2 separate regions of the Homo sapiens genome follow, and region 1 is linked to region 2. The links are chromatin contacts, found by Hi-C or POLR2A ChIA-PET in ENCODE. All regions are on one chromosome and are shown on one strand. The core of a region is the stretch at or near the end of the contact, and the rest is flanking DNA. Distances in the headings are between cores, read along the strand shown.

The links. A loop is a pair of places that touch in the nucleus more often than their neighbours do. ChIA-PET counts read pairs that join two places held with the same protein, here RNA polymerase II (POLR2A). Pooled maps may share reads with other maps.
Region 1: a pooled map shows a loop between it and region 2 (2.5-fold over the local background). The contact joins the promoter of DKK1 here to the enhancer-like site in region 2. A Hi-C loop is called at or near these places in 1 of 168 maps with a recorded cell type or tissue (HepG2) and 2 of 50 pooled maps. POLR2A ChIA-PET finds 5 or more read pairs at or near these places in 2 of 52 experiments (MCF 10A and PC-3).

Annotation. Positions count from the first base shown.
Region 1 is chr10:52,308,903-52,315,863 of GRCh38, reverse strand. It overlaps DKK1 (dickkopf Wnt signaling pathway inhibitor 1), which reads right to left and starts at 1,583. Exons shown (of 4, transcript NM_012242.4): 1 at 1,187-1,583; 2 at 779-941. The coding sequence starts at 1,429. PRKG1-AS1 (PRKG1 antisense RNA 1) reads left to right here and starts at 1,736. Exons shown (of 6, transcript NR_038277.1): 1 at 1,736-2,230; 2 at 2,379-2,466; 3 at 6,327-6,464.
Region 2 is chr10:52,214,888-52,221,588 of GRCh38, reverse strand. The region is part of intron 9 of PRKG1 (protein kinase cGMP-dependent 1); the gene reads right to left. The region is part of intron 1 of LOC124902425 (a long non-coding RNA gene); the gene reads left to right. Among named protein-coding and RNA genes, the nearest start is that of PRKG1-AS1, 96 kb to the left of the region's middle. Within about 2 kb of position 4,573, at least 6 of the 41 ENCODE cell types and tissues checked have a DNase peak (open chromatin) inside an H3K27ac peak, as active enhancers do; they include PC-3, where a contact is called at or near this core.

The DNA.
Region 1 (6,961 bases), core at 334-2,833, 97 kb before region 2:
ATCTCACCGGCCAGTTACTTTACTGTGTAATTTCTATATTACAGAGATTTACTTAGTTCATCCTGGAGTACTGCTGGGTCCTAAGGAGGGTCGTCGCCCTGTTAGCTTATTTCTGGAGACCTCTTTAGCTGTCTAAATCCACCTTTTGAAAAATTAAAAGTTAGTGGATCTGTGGTTGGGGGGAGGAGTACTTATATTAAGGCAGCAGAGGGTAGAGGGAGGGGGAAGGATGGAGAAGTCAAGTTGTGAGGGTACCAAGATCTCTCTTAAAAATGGCCAATGCAGATAAATCAGTCCTCTGGCTGACAACAGTTTCAGCAAAAATCAGAAGGCGAGGCCAGTCTGGCAAAACTGTGAGAATCACAATAAGAAAAATGAAAAGGACAGCTGAACGCCAAAGCTGGTTTCTTTGATATCTGTATGATCCCATCGTCCTCCTCATCATCCCCCTTCTCAATTGACCTCAAGGTTCTCCCCAGACAAATTTTTATGGAAGAGTCCACTACGAGGTGAACCGTTGTATTGAATCATTGAGGGACACGGAGGAAGATAAGGACCTCAGAGACCTCCCAACTTCTCTCTTCTTCCCGATTAAACACTTGCAATGAAGATACTTCAGCGGAATCCTGCATGCTGAACACCCATTTGCAGGTGGCGCCGCAGTGTTCTCAGGGCGGAGATTTCTCCCCCCACCCCCCCCAACCCCCCGCCCCCGCCCAATTCATAGACGCTCAAAGGCTGGACAGTTTTAGTGTGAAAGGGAGCTTTCAGGACTCACCATTTTTGCAGTAATTCCCGGGGCAGCACATAGCGTGACGCATGCAGCGTTTTCGGCGCTTCCTGCAGGCGAGACAGATTTGCACGCCTGCGTCCCCTCCGCGGGTGGGACTAGCGCAGTACTCATCAGTGCCGCACTCCTCGTCCTCTGCGCACGGGTACGGCTGTGGGAAGGGTTCGGGGAGAGGGTGAGGCACCCAGACGTCCAGGTACCCGCCCTCTTGGACCCGGGCGCTGATCACAGTCCTTATCTGTCCACCTCTCCAAAACCTGTTACTGCCCACTGCTCCCAAATGCAGGGTTACCAAATGCTCCCTGAACCGCACACATTCAGCACGTTCTACTCCCTCGTCTCCAGATAGGACCCTTTCAAGGTCAGAGCATCCTCTGAGTGCCCGACCCCTCTCACCTGGTAGTTGTCAATGGTCTGGTACTTATTCCCGCCCGGGTACAGGATTCCCGGCGCGGCGCTGACTGCAGAGCCTGGGTGCCCCGCAGCGCCGCCCAGCGGTGGGGGCAGGTTCTTGATAGCGTTGGAATTGAGAACCGAGTTCAAGGTGGCGCTCACTCCCAGCAGAGGGTGGCCGCCGAGAGCCGCCGCTACCATCGCGACAAAGACCCGGGTAGCTCCCGCTGCGCCCAGAGCCATCATCTCAGAAGGACTCAAGAGGGAGAAAGAAAGAGAAAATGACCGTCACTTTGCAAGCCTGGGTCCCCACGAAACCGTGCCGGTTCGGCTGCAGAGTCAGGGTCCGGGAGCCCCCTGCGGTCCCAGAGTCCTGACTGCAGGGAGCACAGAGCTCTGCGCCGCCACCGCCACCGCGGCTGCCTTTATACCGCGGGCCCGGAGCATTCCGGCCCCTTGGGAGGGAGACAACAAAGCCGGGATGGGATTTCAAAGCGCTGGGAGGGGCTGGGAGGGGGTGTGTTTGTGTACATGAAGGGGGGCCTTTGACACTCTTCACCCCGCCCCTCCCTTGCTTAGTCGCTCGGCTGGCCCGGCTCACCTTCGGGGTGAAGGCTACCAGCGAGCGTTATAGCAGACGACTTTAATAAATGCAGGCGGCAGCAGGAACTCTGGGAACTTGGGTGCCCTTGCCTGGCAGTAAGGGTTGAATTATCCGGATCTGAAATACTTTACAGAGCCGAGGGGTGATAGGCTCTGCAAAAGCACTTTTTGCCCCTCTCCTTTATGCCAATACTCGCTGACTGTGCACACAAGTCATATTCAGTATTAAATACAAACCGGTCTGTAATTCAATGGCTCTAGCAAGACGCCTCTGAGAGGGCCAGGTGGCGGGTGCAAGTTGCTCATTAACCCTTTAGAGTCGCAGTTTGCAGATCTGAGTTAGATCCCCGGCTTTGAGGTCCTTCAGTTGCCCTCCTCCCCCACCTCCCCCCGCCACTGCGAGAAAAATGTGCAAAGAGAAGGAAATTTGCACATCAAACGAGGGTAAGAAGGAAGAAGAGCTAATTCTCTTTTGATGGGAAGTTTAGAGAGGGAGGCGAGAGACTGGCGTTTAGAAATTAGATCAGGGGTGGAGGGAAGAGGGAAATGACCATCCGATAATCAAACCATTTAATGTTGTTCTTTGAATCAGGGCAATCGCGGCGGTAGATGAACTTGATTAGGCAGACGCGTGAGATCAAAGTGGCCGGGACCAAAGCGGACAGGGTCCAACGTGCCAGGTCAGTCGCCTTTCCCCGGTTCTCCCTTCTCAGTGGTGGGCTAATGTGGAGAAATAAGAAACCCTTAGGGCTTAGCGCCTGACTTCCTCATTAGTATATCACATCGCAACGCTTCCGAATGCAGGGTTTGCTCCCAAGTCTTACCTTGCACGGGACCACGCAATACCCTTTCTAGGGAGAAAAGAAACAACCTTGAGGAGAAGAAGAGCTGAAAGTGAATTAGAAAGTGAATTTGACGTCATTGAAATTGGTGTGTGGATATAATAAAGTAAGGCTGGTGTATAAGAATGATGTCATGCTTATAAATGGGAAATGATCTATTTAATTCAACAAAAACTTATTGGAAGCCTAGAGCCCTGGCATTGGGCTGCCCTCTGGGTTGTTACCTTATTTTTATTTTTTAAATTTTTTGGTGAGATGGGTGGTGGGGGGAGGGGCACAGTGAATACAAATATTTATGAGACACAGCTCTCATTTTAAATAATAAAGTTCTCTTTATTCTAATTACAGTAATAATAAAAGATGTAGTAACAATAAAATTATAGCAATAAATATAAAAGCATACATAATTCTTTTAAAAACAGGTTGATATTATAAGTGTCAGAAAATAAGCAACTGTTTTGTGAGTTTGGAAAAGGGAGAGATGATTGAATAATCACTATTGAATTAAAAAAGAGTAAGATATATTTATTTTGTCTTCCTCTAAGCTGTATAGATTTAGGCTGTCTATAATGACTCCACATGCTGACCTACTATAGTCAGAACTGGGGCCACCACCAAGTAAAGCCAGTGACAATCTTAAAGTAAAAAAATCCTAAAGTTTACTGGGAGAAGGAGTAATTAAAACACAATTTACTATGGTCTGTGTTCTAGTTCCTTCAGTTTCAAAGGTAATATTAAGAAGATCATCTAAACAATTCTTGAATGGTACCCTAGTTATATTAGTGTCCTTCCCATCCCAAATTCCATCTGTCCAGGAAATTATCCTGTCAGGAATCAATGCGTTAAGCACCTTCAGTGTACTAGGAAATCTGCAAGCTGTGTTAAGTTTGAATGACTTTGAAACGTAGAGAAAAATCCGCCTGCCAATCAGAAGGTTGAAAATGTTTCTTTTTAGTCCTATTAACCTGTTTAAATATTTTGAATCTAGAAATATATTTGTGCCACACTAAAGGCCAATCTCTTGCCTTTTTTTCTGAAGAGATAGTATATGATTAATACATTTAATGAACTTGGTTCATTAAAAGCTTGGCTTCACAAAAAAAATCCATTGCCTGGGGCAAAAGAAGAGAAAGTGGAACAATTTAATCAACAAAAGGAAAATTCTGTTATAACAAAGAAGCTTGTTGCATAAATTCAACCTTGATCTCTGAACACATATCATTTGTCTATTATGTTTCAATATTCACTGAGTCTGGACAGAATCTGTGGTATTGAGCTAGGAGAGCTAAACCAAGCATAGAGTTTCAAGAATGGGCTAGCTTCTACCTCCTTCCTCAGCTTTCACATTGCTCCTGAAGTTGTCATGAGTTTAAAACTAATAATGAGTTGGTCAATATCTGAGTTCCTACTTTGTGCTAAGCATTATACATGATATTGTGTGATAAAAGATGAGTTCACATATAATCTACCTTCAAATCATTTAGTGGGCAGAGGAGAGGTAACCTCACAAATTATTCAGGGGAGAAATTACATGGGTGGTCCTCAGAGAGGGCTAAGTACATAGCAAATCAAACCTTTGTTCCAAATGAGGAAATTTATTTTTTCAGTACTTTTTCTCCATTTGAAAATCCTTTCCAGGATGTGGTTTGTTCATTGGCAACAAGAGTGCAAGGTAGATAAAGAGGTATAGTAAAACTCATTGTTCCATCAGCAGCCAGTTAATATTCGGTGAGTATCCATTATTGGGAGCATATCTCACAATATGAAAGGCAGGCTTCTTGTCCTCAGCTTTCAGTCTGTGACTAGTTGGGGAAATACAACATACTTACATGGGGCTGGGGGTAAAAATTTTTCCAACATCGATTATATTTTGGCAGATACTAGGTCATGGAGAGCAAGAAAAATGTGCAGGAACTGTGACCAACATGTCTTAGGAAGGAGAGAGGGTTCTGGTGATTGTCTGAGTCTCTCTTACAGCTGGGTGACAGAGGAGGTGGGAGCCAGAGTAGATGAATTTAGTTTATTAAACTGAGTTTATTTAGTCCTGTAGGGAACCCTGCCTCCTATTCAGTCTGGTATAAATATGATCATAATTAATGTAACAAATTTAATATTTTGTATTATATTTTTGAATAGGTGAAATATGCTTATCAGCGTGGAATTGAACCTCATAACTCGGGAACAGCATGCTAACACATGTCTTCTTTATATTTTAAGTGCTGGATGCCATGCATAGAATATTTCTCAACCTTTTCATCCATGAGGGAGACAGACAAATATACTCCAAAACACTCCATGCTATTCACCAACTATTTTTCCATCTCTATTATTTGTGACTGCTGATTTTTTTTATTTTATATATTTTTATATATTTTTTGAGACAGGATCTCATTCTGTCGCTCAGGCTGGAGCACAGTGGTGCAATCGTGGTTAACTGCAGCCTTGACCTCCCAGGCTCAAGCGGTTCTTCCACCTCACCCCCAAGTAGCTGGGACTACAGCTGCATGCCACCACACCTGGCTAATTTTTAATTTTTTTGTAGAAACAGGGTCTCACTATGTTGCTAGCCAGAGCTGGTCTTAAACTCTTAGGCTCAAGTGATCCTCCCACCTTGGCCTCCCAAAGTGCTGGGATTACAGGAGTGAGACACCGCGCCCAGTCTACTGCTGTATTTTAAATTCCCTTCTTTCCTCTTTTCTTTTTTCTCTCCCTCCTTCCCTTCTTTCCTTCTTTCTCTTCATTAAATCAAAAGAAGCAGATTTGTTGCCATATAATTTTACTTTGCTAGGAAAATACCGCATACATATCATTCCTTACGGTGGGTGTTGCCAACATTTTTGTTAGTGTCAATCTTGAGTATAGCAGGGATTCCTCATTCCTGATGTTTTGTAAAAAATGATATGACTTTCTCATTGACTTTTAAAACAGTTTGGTCTTAATGTTCTTCATGATGTTAAAAGAACTTTTAGACCTGGTCCATGTTATGACTCCCCTGAGAGCTGGATTTTCTGCACTCCCCAGTACAAACAGAGGGCAAGATTTGACCGTGATTACATTTATTTGGGCGGTGGAGATGGCCAGCCCAGATAAATCAGGCTCCGTGGTAGCTTTCTAACCAAGCTCAGAAGATGTGTTTTACTGGAGTAAGACATTAAAAGCTAATCTGAGAGTAGAGGCTGGGTTCCAGCCTCTAAACCCAGTGAAGATAGTGCCTAACCAGATAGATATCTGCCTGCATCCTTTCTGAGGTCCTGACACTCAGAAAGGTCTGTGGTGGTGGGTATAGGGAGTGCAATGTCCTCTTTGAGTCCCCAAAGGATTTAACATCTCCAACCCTAAGGATAGGCCAGTGTCTGCAGAAAGCAAGATGTAGGATCCCATGACACAGTCTCCGCATCTACAGAAAAACAATTTTCTTCCATGTCACTGGGTTCCTATTATTACCTCCTTTATAAGACAGATCTTCTCCCAGGGTATGGCCAAGAAAGGCATCGTGCCAAGGAGTTAAGAGGCTAGGGATGGTACTCTGTATAGGGTGTCAGCCATAATCTGGCTCCTAAATATGGGAAAGCCATTTAACTCTTGGTGTGGTACTGGCTTTTCTTTATAAAATGGGATGCAGGGGAGATGGAGAGGTTCCTTTTCACTACAAAAGTCTCCCTTTCTTTCTCTCTCTCTTTCTTTTCTTTTTCTTTCAGCACTGCCAAGAGAAGGCCTTTTGTACTCAGGTTAAATAAGAACATCCTGCAAGGAGTCTGTTCTTTTATGCAGCCTAAAGATCAAGTAATAATCATTGACACTGATACTGAGCATGTCGATTTTGAAGAGACTAGCATGTAAGTATTAAGTGCCTGGAAATAAGGTGAATTACTTGGACCAGGCGACTTTTTAAAAAGTGTGTGTGTGTGTGTGTGTATGTGTGTGTGTGTGGAGGTTGTTTTCCCATCACAAAATTGGTTGTAATATTTAAAGCTGATGTTTTCAGCTATCACCAGTTCTCCAACTGGTGAATTGTAAAGGACCTTAAGGTGAAAAGTAGAAAGTAGGACCTTAAAAACACTTTAGTCTTGACACCCAGTCTTAGAAATGCTGAAGAGTGGAAGATGTAGGCTATTAAATAGAACTATTAACTTTTGGCGGGGAAGAGCAGGAGGGATGTATAATTAACTCGTGTAAGGATTCTTCATCACCCTTAAGTTACAAAAGTAAAATAATTTTCAGAGGAGTCTAGGAGTCCGTGGCAGGAGTCACGTCAGGGAACTACCTGGCTGGCCAACCTAGGGGCTCCCAAGCCTGAGTCCTTCCGCAACGGCCCTGCCTCCAGTGCGGGCGC
Region 2 (6,701 bases), core at 3,324-5,823:
TTAACACCTAGTTCATATTCTGGTTTTCTTTTAAAAATAACATTAATAAAGTTTATATTTGAGGCTTCATATGCAAAAAATTAAGTACCATGAAATATGGAGTGTGCAAATATTCTTAACTTTCATATTAAGTAGTAAAAAAACCCTAAGTTTTTAAAAAGACGTGTTGACTTAGTTTTTAAAATAAAACTCATTGTAACATTTATTCAGCTCATTTTCTACATTAAATTTTAACAGAGGTTATATATTATTGATCTAAGGCTGCATAACAAATTATCTCAAGATATATTGCCTTAAAACAACAATAAACATTTATTATGTTATGGCTTCTGTGAGGCAAGAATCGGGAGTAATTCAGCTGGGCAGTTCTGTCTTAGCCCATCAAGATGACATTTCTGTACATGCGGCCAACAATCATATGAAAAAAAAGCTCAGCATTATTGATGATTAGAGAAATGCAAATCATAACCACAATGAGATACTCATACCAGTCAGAATGGCTATTTTTAAAAAGTCAAAAAAATAACAGATGCGGGTGGGGTTGTGGAGAAACAGGAATGCTTATACACTGTTGGTGGGAGTGTAAATTAGTTCAGCCATTGAGGAAAGCAGTGTGGTGATTCCTCAAACACCTAAAAACAGAAATATCATTCAATCCAGCAACACCCAAAGGAATGTAAATCATTGTATTATAAAGACACATGTATACAGATGTTCATTGCAGCACTATTCGCAATAGCAAAGACATGGAACCAACCTAAATGCCCATCAACGGTATACTGGATAAAGAAAATGTGGTATATATATACCATGGAATACTATACGGTCATAAAAATAATGAAATCCTGTCCTCTGCAGGAACATGGGTGGAGGTGGAGGCCATTATCCTTAGCAAACTCACACAGAAACAGAAAGCCAAATACTGCATGTTCTCACTTATAAGTGGGAGCTAAATGATGAGAATACATAGACACATAGAGGGGAACAACACACACTGGGGCCTATTGGAGGGTGGAGGGTAGGGAGAGGGAGAGAATCAGGAAAAAGAACTAATGGGGTATTATGCTTAATATCTGGGTGACAAAATAATCTGTACGACATACCCCCATGACACAAGTTTACCTATATACAAATCTGCACATGCACCCCTGAACTTACATATATATATATATATAAAAGATGTCATCTCTGCAGATATGAAGCCTGACTAGAATTGAAGCTGCAGTTCCAAGATGTCCCACTCACATAGTTGGCAAGCTGGTGCTAGTTGTTAGGAGAAGGGCCCACTTCCTCCCCATGTGAACTTTTCCTTAATTTGCCTAAGTGTCTTCATGATAGGGTGACTGGCTTTCCCAGAAAGCAAACAACCTCAGGGAATAAGGCAGAGGACACAACATCTTCATAATGTAGCCTCAGTTGTCATACTTCAATCCTACTCACTGTATTCTGAATGTCACTGGGGCCACACTCTAGGAGACCCTGAAGACTAGACAGAGGCTTCTTGACTTTGTTCTACAGTTAAGGGAAAGTAATGTCACTTTTTAAAAATATGGGATATTGGAAAGGATCTCATTAAAATGGAGTGTGTTTTGCTTATTTATTTACAGAGGCAAATATGATGTTCACAGAAACCTCAAGATGAATGACCTACCAACTTTTAATCTTTCTTTCTAAAAGAATTTATTAAATTACTTTAGAAAAATAAATGAGAAATGTATGTTTATTTTTTCTCCCCACCTCTTTCATTTGCAATATTTAAAGGCCTATGGCATAGTTTGCTCTTGGCAGGATAATTATAAATATGCCCAGTGTTTGGTAGCAAAAAGGGTAAGAAGGAATTATTATTTTGCCCTCAGTATTTATATGTAAATTCACTTGGGTGATTAACAATAAATAACAAGAGGATGAGTGATTGTCAGCTAATTGTTAGTTATTCAACACATTGTTAGCCAGTATGGGGGTTATTTAATTTCTTCCCAACTACATCTCCTTCTTTCCAACAGTTTACTTGAGGCACTTTGTTGTTTGTTATTAGGCACTGAGAAAAAATCAGTCGGTTTAGTAGTTTGTTAGCAACCATGGATAAAAGCTTATTGGAGGAGAATAATAAATGAATATGCAAAGTGAGATGTTGGGATTGTTTGTTATTAATATTTATATCCTACCTCATTGGTTCTGCCTGATCCTATTCTAGATTATCAGTGAAGGCATCTTAGACTCAAAGGATTACTGGACTCTTATGCAGAGAGTTTGTAATCTGAAGGAAAATACACTATAATTACATTTTCTAATTAGCTAAATTATTGTCATTCTTTTCAGCTAATTTCTTTATTTTATTTTCCTATGACTTTTCTAATTCTCATAAGCTTGTAAATAGTTGCACATGACTAATTAAAGCCTCCCAGCTCAAAATCTATTCATCCTAGTACGTAAATGTTTTATGACCCACTTACATCTAGTGTGAACATAGGAAAAAAGTATTCCTTACAGAAGTGCTCACCATGAAAACAAAAAAGTCCCACAAGGGAATGTACTTCTTTCTTTGTTTTTCCTTTTTAAATTGTGTTTCATTTTTAAATAAATATGCTATCATTTGCCTTTTATCTTCAGCTTATCTAACTACTGTTGAATTTAGCTTTGGTTCAACACAGAAACTGGTCATAATATTCTCTTATATTTTGTTTCAGAAAAATTATTAACATTATATTATGGTTAAACAGTTTAGTTTAAAATATTAATTAATGAAGATAAGACTCATAAACACTAATTTCATTTCATGGGAGGCCCTGAAAACATTAATGGCTCTTTTGCTCATCAAACACTTTGAAGGTATCAAAAGGGAAATTTACCTTGAAAAAGTATCCTAATCCCTATAAATTTTTAATTTAAGAATCCAGAATAAACACTGATTTTTGCAACACAATTTTCTAAAGTAATGAGTGTAGAATTTATATAATTTTTAAAAGTCTAAATTGTTTAGAAGTTAAGACTTCTATTCAGGTTGGAGAATACTGCCTTGGCTGTTGTGAACCAAAATTTTGTATTGCGACTATTCATACAGTTGGGTAAGTTTATGTTGAATCAAAAAGAAATTGGGTCATACTTGATAAGGTTTTAAAATATCTTTTTTAACCAGAAGCCTAAAAACATTTAATAATTTCTGCTTGTCCCTTCTGTTGTCATCTAATTGCTTTTTATGAGAATTTCTTGGATTCTGTCTCTCTATATGGCCTTGTGCTTGCTACCTCAATGCCAGGCAAAAGAGCAGCCCCTTTGATGGATGTCAGCTGTTAAGACGCCTTAGTTCATTCTGTTTTTACCCACTCCCCCAAAACCAAAAAAAAAACTGTAACCTATTTTTCTTTTTTTTTTTTTTTTGAGATGGAGTCTCGCTTTGTCACCCAGGCTAGCGTGCAGTGGGTGATCTAGGCTCACTGTAACCTCTGCCTCCCAGGTTCAGGTGATTTTCCTGCCTCAGCCTCCTGAGTAGCTGGGATTACAGACGTGTGCCACCACGCCCAGCTAATTTTTGTATTTTTAGTAGAGACAGGGTTTCACCATGTTGGTCAGGCTGGTCTTGAACTCCTGACCTTGTGAACCACCTGCCTCGGCCTCCCAAAGTGCTGAGATTACAGGTGTGAGCCACGGCTCCCAGCTGTAAGCTATTTTTCTAAACCATTAATTTCCTAAGAGAAGCCATTGGAATGAGAGATAAAATAGGAGTTTCATTTATTATGCAAATTATAAGTAGAGAGTAACGGAGGAAGGAAAAGAAAGGCTAGCCACAGTGTCATTATTAAAATATCCTTTGTGATGATGTCTATACTACCAACAGGGCTGAGGTCTGATTTATCTCCCAGCTAGTACATTTGCATCAGTTGCCCAAGCCACCAATGAAACTTGTTTCCATTGTCTCCTATCCAGTAGGAGACAGCACATTTGTCAACCCATTGTATATTGTTTAATCCTTGCTATTTGAGTAACTGTAAACCTGGGTTAATGCTTGCTTGTAGTTTCTATTATTCCATATTGAATAATTAAATCTAAATCTCTCTATGTACCATTTGAAGACAGGGTGAAAATATTGTTTGACGGTAGGGTGTACTAAAATTAGAGTGATGTGGTTTGCTTTAGTTCCTAGACTATGAGATTCATTTGACACTAATCTAAAAAAGAGAGAACTCTACTTATACATATATAAGTGTGTGTGTGTGTATATGTGTATATATATATATAGATAGATAGATATATAAATGTGTACGTGTGTGTGTATATGTATATTTACCCCGCACATCTCTCAGGATAACTCTAGCCTCTCCCAGGATATGTACTTATTCCTCCCCAATTAAAAATAAACACAACAAAAGGAAGTAGGATAAACTTACTCCTTAGTAGGCTTACAACTAAGAGGTGGAAGGAGGCAAGGTCAGAAGAGCCTTGGGTGCTATTTTGGAAGAAAGGGAAACAGGGCCTACTTAACCACCCTTCCATGACCTGTGGTTTGAGAAACACAGCTCTGAACAGTTCCCACACAACAGCTGTTTTTCCGCATCACCATCAGACAGGAAGTGGAATGGCACATAGAATGCAATTTATAGGATCTGTTCTCTCAGAAAGTGAAACAGGATCTCCAGGCTATTAAATTCACGGTGGTGCAGGAGCTGAACTCACTTATTAAACAGAATTGTCTGCCTAGTAAAAGAAAGCTTCCATTTGTGAAAAACTAAAAAGTTTTCAGAAGTATTATGCAAATAGTTAAGCAGTCACTGGGTTTAAACAAAACTTATTTTTAAAATTTAGAGACATTTTGATCCATTTAATTCTCAGAAAAAGATAACAAACTGATCTTAAAAAACCGCACCAAAACCTATGACTGTATAAAAACCAAAGGCTCTATTCCCTCTAGGACCATGCAAGAAATGGCATCAGAAATTCCAGCCACATTTAAAATAGGAATCAAAATCTATCTACAATGCTCTGCAGACCTGGCTGTATTAACTGCATCTAATTCTGGGGCTAAGCTAATACTAAAAGGTAAAGATGAGAAAATAGGTAATGTCCATTTTAATAAACAGGTATTTTTCTATTTTGGATGTTCCATCTAACTCTGACTATTCAATTAAAGTCTTATTGTCAAAACTCTTTGCTCTGCCAGTGTGATTTGATTTTGAGTCTCTTGCAAAATCCATGTGCAATTATTTCCCTGGCATTCCGGTAGCTATCTGCTGGTTTCCCAAAAGATCCCCAGCCCAGGAGCCTGTTGACTGAAGTGATACCTCTCCCAGAGTGAGAAGCTTAGTGTCACTTGTGTTCCATGCATAATTTTTTTGATTGAAATGAAAATTTAAGCTTCCATGCTGTGCTTGGCAATCCTTGTTTAAGAAGTGTCTAAGAAGAGTATATTCAAGAATGATCAAAAGAACCATCTGTAGTCCAAACCAATAGCTCCTTTGCATTCTTGGAAGCAGTCTGAAGAATCTCCCAAGTCTGCTAGCTCTCTTCTTACTTCAGTAAATTTATGAGAAAGTAATAGCCTCAGGGTCTCTGGGTGTACAGTTTGCTTGTTTCCTTTGCCATTGTCTCCTTAGCCACTTTATGTTTCTTGAACAATTCTATGAGGATGAGTATATTCTCCAGATGGCCACTGGAGGGCACAAAAGTACAATGTTTGCCTTCAAGTTAGGCCTTTGTGGTTTTGTTCTTCATGTGAAACATAATCTATGCTTAAGATATTCAATTAGATATGACATTTTCACTTTTAGAGCACAACTAGTAAATATCTACCTTATCATCTACCTCTTGTCAGTTATATTCTGAATGAGATCAAAACCAAAAGTTATGTTTCTAACATTACTATTATAAAAATGTATATTAATATATTTTCATTCCTTTCACCTTTCATATTTTAAAGTTATCCATCCAAATTCATGATTTGAAATTTTCACAAGGAAATTGTTTCACTTTGAAACATGTATGAATGTATGAATACCACCAAAGTGTATTCAGACATCTTCCCATGGGGAAAAGAGAAAATATTGAGGTGATATTGAAAAGTACACTGACCTGAGATGCACAAAAGAAAATACTTTTATTTTCTTGTTGCTTTAACTATCTAAATGCCTGTATATCTCGCTTTATAGCATAGAATGCTTATAGCAAGTCAGCTTCAAAATATACTTTTTTTTTTTTTTTTTGAGATGGAGTTTTGCTCTTGTCGCCCAGGCTGGAGTGCAATGGCCTGATCTTGACTCACTGCAACCTCCACCTTCCAGGTTCAAGAAATTCACCTGCCTCAGCCTCCCAAGTAGCTGGGATTACAGGTGCCCACCACCATGCCCGGCTAATTTTTGTATTTTAGTAGAGATGGGGTTTCACCACATTGGCCAGGCTGGTCTCAAACTCCTGACCTCAGGTGATCTGCCTGCCTCCACCTCCCAAAGTGTAGGGATTACAGGCATGAGCCACCATGCCTGGCCCAAAATAGACTTTGTATTTAGAATAATACATCTCTCCAAAATGGCATCTTCATGCTGGCATTTTTTTTTTTTTTTGAAAAAACTTTTATCATTATTTTAACATAAAAAATCATGTGAATTATTGCAGAAACTCTTAAAATGCATATTAAAGTTACATAATAAATAACCGTGACAATATTCAAAATGACCCACAAATTATAAAACCGGCCTACTGCTTTCATAGCA